Linked DNA regions of Homo sapiens: region 1 is linked to region 2. Evidence: read pairs that join two places in POLR2A ChIA-PET (ENCODE). Cell type or tissue: GM12878. All regions are shown on one strand. Each heading gives the region's core, and the rest is flanking DNA. Links, peaks and the distances in the headings are about the cores only. Region 1 overlaps GLDC (glycine decarboxylase). Region 2 has its middle 7.4 kb from the start of KDM4C.

Region 1 (4,396 bases), core at 295-4,294, 130 kb before region 2:
ATTTGGAATAGTGAAACCCATAAAATAAATTCTAGACCTGATGTAAATTTTCTTTCAAGAGCCCAAATGTTTGTTTTCTTTCGAGGCTATGTCATCCATTTATTTTCCCCTCACGTCTCCGGAATTTGTTGGTTCCATCTCTATGGAAACCATTCAGAAGGATGATAATGTGAAATCTACCACCCACATGTGCACAGCCCTCCCTATCAGCGCTGGTGGGGTGTAATATCACTCTCTGGTTCAGATCAGCTTTCAGAGAATAGAAAGAAATAGTATTTAAAATGCACCTGAAAAGTAAATGAAAAGTACAGGACAACATCATCTCCTTCTCAAAACACTGGCTGCTCCTACGGTAAATTAACATCCGCCCACAGCCAGAAAGCAATATGGTGAATATTCTTTATGGCCACCAAGAGCAAAGGCTGCTGGCCAGTATTCAGATGGCTGGAATGCTGCAGCCCGTTCATGTACTTTTGAGGCTTTTCTTAAGGGGGAAGAGAAACAGGCCATTTTCTTTTGAAATTAACCTTGGAATTTACCATTCAAATTTTTACCAATACCACAATGAAAAAGAAGCCTTCATCAATGCAAACGCATTCACAGACGCTACAGAGAAACTAGTTCTTTGATTTTCCTGTCCCCTTATTAATAAAGTGGAGCATATTGAAACTAAGAGTTATGTACAGGGACAGCAATACTGGAATGATTGTGCTGAGAGATCTGGCTCCTATAATGATATGATAAAAATAATTGCATCTACGACAAAGCACATGCACCCACCAGGATTACATTTGCAATGATGGAAAAGCAGACAAAGATGCAAAGTGTTTATCAAATTGTTAACACTCATTGATTGGGAGCATGTACTTGGGTATTTCAAAAGCTCCTGTTGGTACAACTTATGATTTCCCACTTAGTGAAGCCTGCATTCCCTTAAGTAAAGTTGGTTTTTACATATGTTAATCTAAAAGCCAATCTGTGCCCCTTGCTAGGAATACTTTGAATTGCAGAGGCAACCACTTACTCTGTCCTCATGTCATGATGATCCTGCTAGAAATTAAAGTTACCTCTTCCACAAACTAACTTTTAAAAAATCACCTAGGAATTATCACCATACTCCATCTATGTCTGATTTGTTTCCATGCTGGAAATGAAAAGTGGACACCTATATTTTCAAATAAGATGTCTTCCTTTTAAGACTAATTCATCATTTGAAATAAAATTTCAACTCAGTGTTTCTGGTGTATAAAATGGCACCAATCCAAAAAGATGGGAAAAAAGAGCCTAGGAGTCCCCACCTTTCCTCCTCCACAGTTAGACATTATATCCCAGTGAACAGCAGAGGCAGATGTCCTTAACTGCCCAGGCTGGAGTGCAATGCTGCGATCTTGGCTCACCACAACCTCCACCTCCCAGGTTCAAGCAATTCTCCTGCCTCAGCCTCCCAACTAGCTGCGATTACAGGCATGCACCACCACGCCCAGCTAATTTTGTATTTTTAGTAGAGACAGGGTTTTTCCATGTTGGTCAGGCTGGTCTCAAACTCCCAGTCTCAGATGATCCACCCGCCTCAACCTCCCAAAGTGCTGGGATTACAGGTGTGAGCCACCATGCCTGGCCTTTTTGGTTCTTTACATCATACAGCAAACAGCAATGGAAAACAACAAAATAGCATGGAAGTGGACTAGAAGTATTTTCTCAAATGCAGGAGAAATGCTTTCAGTGTTGTTCTATCAGTGAGGACCAGAGTGGGCAGGAGACACAGACATGGATGGACAGACACACACACACACCACACAATCAGTGAGGACCAGAGTGGACAGGAGACAGACACAGATGAACACACACACACACCCCTAGAAGTAGGAGTGACTTGGCTGGGCGCGGTGGCTCACGCCTGTAATCCCAGCCCTCTGGGAGGCCAAGGCGGGTGGATCATGAGGTCAGGAGTTCAAGACCAGCCTGGCCAAGATGGTGAAACCCCGTCTCTACTAAAAATGCAAAAAATTACCCAGGCACACTGGCAGGCACCTGTAATCCCAGCTACTCGGGAGGCTGAGGCAGGAGAATCACTTGAACTCGAAGGGCAGAGGTTGCAGTGAGCCAAGATCATCCCACTGCACTCCAGCCTGGGCAACAGAGTGAGACTCTGTCTCAGGCAAAAAAAAAAAAAAAAAAAAAAAAAAAAAAGAAGAAGTAGGAGTGACTTATCTAACTGTTGAGGTAAGACTGGAATAAGTAACTGAGCATGCATAGCTCAGGCCTCTCTCATATCTTTTCTAGAAGAGCCTGTCTACAGAATGCACATGTTCTCTTTCTCTAGAAAGTGCTAGCAATAAAGCTGATATTATGATCTCCAACACCATGTCTTTTTGTCAGTCAGTTGTGAATCAAAAATTTTGGGGGTGGGAGGGGAAGGGAACACAATTATCTGTCCCCCTTAAAAATCCTGACAGAAGGGCCAGGCGCAGTGGCTCATGCCTGTAATCCCAGCACTTTGGGAGGCTGAAGCGGGCGGATCACCTGAGGTCAGGAGTTCGAGACCAGCCTGGCCAACACGGTGAAACCCCATCTCTACTAAAAATACAAAAATTAGCCGGGGGTGGTTGTGGGTGCCTGTAATCCCAGCTACTTGGGAGGCTGAGGCAGAAGAATTGCTTCAACCTGGGAGGCAGAGGTTGCAGTGAGCCAAGATCACACCACTGCACTCCAGACTGGGATACACAGCAAGACTCCGTCTGGGCAGGGTGGTAGGCGGGGAATCCTGAGAGAAGACAGTGGACCAAGATTCTCTCCCAGACTCCACCAATGACTCAATGAGATAGCTCAGAAGTAGCCTATGTCCCAGGGTCTCCAAGGAGGAGTAAAGGCCTGAATCTGCCCACCTGCAGGTTTCACATCTTACTCAAATACAGCACAGAAATTAAGCTGCAGAAGAGGAAGAGATGACCAGATCCACAATTTAGCATCCTAGTAGATTTTATGGGACTGGAAGTGGGAAGAAACTTCTATTTCCTCAACATTTGAGCAAGAACATTTCTCGATCCAGAGAAACCCGGTAGGTTCCCGGACATTGGAGACAGCACTAGGAGGTGGGTGTCAGTGTGGAGGCTCTGAGACTGCAAGGGGACAGATGGAGGATGGAGAGAATTATGCAAATCACAGTCATCCTGTTCCTGAACTGAGAAATACATTACCATCCTGAGTTCTCCAGTAAGTTCCGCAAAATCGTCTGTGGCACTGAGCAGTTATAATAGCCCATGCCAATATACGATCTCCAGATCTGGTTTTTGCTTGAAATGGCATGCAGAGTTGCAAGGATTTCATTTTCACCTAATTGTGGGAAAAAGAGAAATGTTACAGACAGATGTCTCAGAAAAGAGCTCTAATTACAGTTTAAATCCCTCATTTTGTTTGAGTATTTATGACAGAATAACTATATGGAAAATGTAAGAGTCATCCATCCAACCAACACTAAGTACTGTATGCGACATCTCAAAAAAAAAAAAAGTCCCCAAACAACACTCAATTTCTCCTCAAGGTTGGCCCCCCCATCACTGTTTTGACTGTTCCTTATTCGGTTCTGTTTGCTAGAACTGCCCATTTTAACACTTGCCTCATTCCAGGCTTTTTCTGTTCCCTTTCTATTTCTGCTGTATATACGCTAAATAAAAATTCTGTCTTACTCCCAGTAAAATACTGTGTTTTACCTTCTAAACTGCCTCATACTCTCTGGAAGTAGGCACAGCTTCAGTCTAATTAACACATAATCTACATTTTCTCTAAAATTGTTCTACTCAGTTGCACATTCCTCCTTTGTGTCACTGAAAGGGCAACTTATAAAAAGGCCATCACTCAACAATAGAAAATATCAGTTGTAATCAAAGACCCTCATGCAGGGCTGTGAACAGTGGCTCACACCTGCAATCCCAGCACTTTGAGAGGCTGAGGTGGGCGGATCACCTGAGGTCAGGAGTTCAAGACAAGCCTGGGCAAGGCGGTGAAACCCCGTCTCTACCAAAAAAGGCAAAAAATTAGCCAGGCATGGTGGTTCACACCTGTGGTCCCAGATTCTTGGGAGGCTGAGGTGGAAGGATCACATGAGCCTGGGAGGCAGAGATTGTAGTGAGCTAAGATGGCGCCGCTGCACTCAAACCTGAGTGACAGAGTGAGACCCCCATCTCAAACAAAAACAAAAGCAAAAAAACACACCCTTATGCAGTTTCTACCAGCATTCTCATGAAGGCACTTTGGTTATTAAGAAGTATAAATGTACTTGGATGCAGGTGGGACCCTTTCTCGGGTCATTCATATAATCACAAAATAATAATAGCATTTGACATTTATTGAACATTATTCCACCAGGAATTGTACCATATGCTTTTCGCACAGCCTA
Region 2 (4,396 bases), core at 114-4,113:
GTGGCACATGCCTGTAATCTCAGCTACTAGGGAGGCTGAGGCAGGAGAATCGCTTGAACCTGGGAGGTGGAGGTTGCGGGGAGCTGAGATTACGCCATTGCACTCCAGCCTGGGCAACAAGAGTGAAACTCCGTCTCAGAAAAAAAAAAAAAAAGATTTATTATTATTATTAGTATTATTAGTTTTAATACAAACAATCCCACAGCATTTATTGCCATCTTGTAAAAACATAAGTGTAATCAAAACAATATGAATAAATGTTCATATTGGACAAAGGACGTCTAAAAACAAACTGTATCCTTCTCAACAATTTCTCACTTCATTGATCATTTCTAGTTGGAGACACTTTGTAGCAGAGTAATATTATCTCCTTTTAGCATGATCCGACCCAGTTGTTTTCTTGACTTTGTTTTCGAATGAATCTCTTCTGCATCATCTAATACAAGGTTCATATACTCATCAAAACCAATGATACAGCCTTCTATCTGCATATTCACTTGCTCATAGAGCCACACCTGAATCTGCGATCTATTTTGTAAGTATCTGAAGATGAGGTTGATGGGCTGCACCATAACCTTCTGCACTTTCTGGCCCTGGCCACTGTATGCCATGGTGGAATTTCACAAAGAGCACACTTGCAAGCTTATTATTATTATTTTTATTTTTGAAATGGAGTTTTGCTCTTGTTGCCCAGGCTGGAGTGCAATGGCGCGATCTCGCCTTCCTGCAACCTCTGCCTCCTAGGTTCAAGTAATTCTCCTGCCTCAGCATCCCAAGTAGCTGGGATTACAGGCATGCACCACCACGCCCGGCTAATTTTGTATTTTTAGTAGAAATGGGGTTTCGCCATATTTGCCAGGCTGGTTTCGAACCCCCGACCTCAGGTGATTCACTCACCTCAGCCTCCCAAAGTGCTGGGATTGCAGGCGTGAGCTACCAAGCCTGGCCAGGAATCCTTAAAAAGGTGTCAGGATATCAATAGAAGTTTCATGAGCTAATAACTAATTTGAAGAGAACAGCCAACAAAATAGGACTACATGTATCTTTCTCATGATGGGGCTGGATAAAATCAGGTAACACTAATAAAGTCATCTAAGTGTGGGCAATATGGTGAGACCCCATCTCTACAAAAAATAAATTAAAAAAAATTAACCAGACATGGTGGTGCATGCCTGTGGTCCCAGCTACTTGGGAGGCTGTGACGGGAGGATTGCTTGAGCCCAGTAATTCAAGGCTGCAATGAGCTATGATTGCACCACTGCATTTCAGCCTGGACAACAGAGTGAGAGCCTGTCTCAAAAAAATAAAAAAATAAAATTAAAAAAAGGTAACCTGGCTGGGCGCAGTGGCTCATGCCTGTAATCCCAGCACTTTGGGAGGCTGAGGTGGGAGGATCACCTTAGGTCAGGAGTTCGAGGCCAGCCTGACCAACATGGTGAAACCCTGTCTGTACTGAAAATACAAAATTAGCCGGGTGTGGTGGTGCATGCCTGTAATCGCAGCTACTTGGGAGGCCGAGGCACAAGAATCACTTGAACCAGGGGGGCGGAGGTTGCAGTGAGCCAAGATTGTGCCATTGTACTCCAGCCTGGGCAACAACAGTGAAACTCCTTCTCAAAAAAAAAAAAAAAAAAAAAAAAAAAGAGTAACCTAAAGCCAGAGGAAAATGTACTTGCTGTGGTGTAGGCCAAGAAGAAAATGTAAGGCAATTTGTAGACAAGTTTAAGTTCATATTAAAATAATGAACAAGAATTTAGAAAATTTCTTAGAGGTAAGACAGCTCTTCATGGCCAGGCACGGTGGCTCATATCTGTAATCCCAGCACTTTGGGAGGCTGAGGTGGGCGGATCACGAAGTCAGGAGTTCGAGACCAGCCTGACCAATATGGTGGAACCCCATCTTTACTAAAAATACAAAAATTATCTGGGCATGGTGGCACGCACCTGTAGCCCCAGCTACTCAGGGGGCTACGGCAGGAGAATCGCTTGAACCTGGGAGGTGGAAGTTGCTGTGAGCCGAGATCGTGTCATTGCACTTCAGCCTGGGTGACAGATTGAGACTCTGTCTCAAAAAAAAAAAAAAAGCTCTTCACGAGGCAAAAGCACTTGAAGCGAAAGTGAAGCATAGCTTCTGTCTTATAGGAAGTTGAAATAGCCAAAACACCAAGTTCAGGAACAACTGAAAGCACATCATAGGTTTCCAAAAGGAGAGGAAAGAATCTCTTGATTATAAAAACGATGATGCTAAAGTTATGAATAATTCTCTTAAGTTTGACACTGAGGAGAAAAGTAATAGAAAAGAAATTGTATTATCTGGATTAGTCAATGAAGAGCCAGGGGCTCAACAAGGTCAGAAAGTGAAAGACAGAGAAGGCAGTTCTAGCTGCTATTACTGCATAATAAATAACCTCAAAACGTAGTGGTTTAGAGCAGCAGTGGTTTATCATTTTTTACTATTCTCTGGGTTAGCTGACAGTTAACTGCTGGTTTTGCCTGGGCTTGCTCTTGTGGCTGCATTCAGTAGGAGGTGGTTGGGCTGGAAGGTCAAGATGGCCTCACTTACCCATCTGGCAGCTGGTGCTGGCAGTCCACTGGGTGGGTACCTTGGTTATTTTTTCATGAAACCTCTCATTCTCTGGTAAGCTAGAAGAACTTCCTTACATGACAGTCTCAGGACCGTATCATAAGAGAGTGAAAGCAGAAGCTGCAATGTATCTAATGTCTAGCTTTGGAAGTCATATCACATCACTTCTGTCACATTCTGTTGATCAAAGCAAGTCAAAAGATCAGCCTAGGCCGGGCATGGTGTCTCACGCCTGTAATCCCAGCACTTTGGGAGGCTGAGGCTGGCGGATTGCTTGAGCTCATGAGTTAGAGACCACCTTGTGCAACATGGCAAAACCCCGTCTCTACAAAAAATACAAAAATTAGCCAGGCATGGTGGTGCACACCTGTAGTACCATCTACTAGGGAGGCTGAGGTGGGAGGATGGCTTGAGCCTGGGAGGTGGAGGTTGCAGTGAGCCAAGATTGCACCACTGCGCTCCAGCCTGGGTAACACACCCAGATCCTGTCTTAAAATTAATAATAATAATAATAATCAGCCTAGATTCAGCAGGTGGGGATATAGCTGATCTCTTGATGGAAGGAAGGGCAAAGTCACATTGCAAAGGATCATGGGAAGATCTTGTGGCTACATTTTACAATTTATCACAACAGGGAATGGATATGACAAGGACCCAAACTATATTAACATTAGTTCAAGAAGAGAGAAGCCACTTACAACTTTAGCTGAATGATGAGATCTCAATTATGCATAATCAGAACACTTAAGGAAGATGGAACAGGATAGTTGTTCACAATAGTCAGCTCAAGGCCCCTAGAAAATGTATTATAAAGCTGCAGGCTGAAAATTGAGCTCATTGATCAGACAGAATACCTTCTGGAAGAATTTGAGTAGAAAAGAAAAATCAGAGCAATTAGGTAGGGAGAAAGGGAAATATTAAAATCAGTGAATTTGATAAATTTGAGGTAAACTACAGAATGTGAAAATATCTTACAAGGCAACATTTTGTTCTGCAGAAGAAAGCCCATGACAATTAGGTTCTTGTTTGTGATACCAAAGGAGCTACTGCTGGAGAGATTAAGCAAGTCACATTCCTGAGTTAAAAATTAAGGAGGATGGCCGGGCGCGGTGGCTCACGCCTGTAATCCCAGCACTTTGGGAGGCCGAGACGGGCGGATCACGAGGTCAGGAGATCGAGACCATCCTGGCTAACACGGTGAAACCCCGTCTCTACTAAAAATACAAAAAATTAGCCGGGCATGGTGGCGCGCGCCTGTAGTCCCAGCTACACGGGAGGCTGAGGCAGGAGAATGGCGTGAACCCGGGAGGCGGAGCTTGCAGTGAGTCGAGATCGCGCCACTGCACTCCAGCCTGGGCGACAGAGCGAAACTCCGTCTCAAAAAAAAAAAAAAAAAAAAAAAAAAAAATTAAGGAGGAACAGGTAAAACAAAAAATTGGTAACGTTCTCAAAACCAGGGATTTTTTTTTTTTTTCCGGTGGAGTTTCGCTCTTGTTGCCCAAGCTGGAATGCAATGGCATGATCTCGGCTTACTGCAATCTCCGCCTCCTGGGTTCAAGCGATTCTCCTGCCTCAGCCTCCTGAGTAGCTGGGTTTACAGGCATGCACCACCATGCCTGGCTAATTTTGTATTTTTAGTAGAGACGGAGTTTCACCATGTTGGTTAGGCTGATCTCAAACTCCTGACCTCAGGAGATCCGTCCACCTCGCCTTCCCTGGAATTACAGACGTAAGCCACCGCGCTCAGCCTAAAACCAGGGATTGTTAAAGCAACTTCCAAAAAGTTATATTGTGGTCTCTTTCCAACTAATAT

Evidence for each region. Peaks named below come from ENCODE experiments on the same cell type or tissue, not always from the same donor. Only the 100,000 strongest peaks of a DNase experiment are listed, where the experiment ranks them.
Region 1: POLR2A ChIA-PET joins it to region 2 with 5 read pairs; 4 of 35 experiments call an interaction of 5 or more read pairs at or near these places.

The regions. Positions count from the first base shown.
Region 1 is chr9:6,616,987-6,621,382 of GRCh38, forward strand. GLDC (glycine decarboxylase) reads right to left here. Exons shown (of 25, transcript NM_000170.3): 3 at 3,198-3,333. Among named protein-coding and RNA genes, the nearest start is that of GLDC, 27 kb to the right of the region's middle. In GM12878, for the core only: no CTCF peak of the experiment used is centred there; no DNase peak of the experiment used is centred there; H3K27ac peaks cover 608 bases.
Region 2 is chr9:6,748,371-6,752,766 of GRCh38, forward strand. It overlaps a transcript of KDM4C not described here and the pseudogene SNRPEP2. Among named protein-coding and RNA genes, the nearest start is that of KDM4C, 7.4 kb to the right of the region's middle. RefSeq lists enhancers at 2,136-2,225, 2,236-2,295. In GM12878, for the core only: no CTCF peak of the experiment used is centred there; a DNase peak (open chromatin) is centred at 2,541; H3K4me3 peaks cover 1,438 bases; H3K27ac peaks cover 2,320 bases.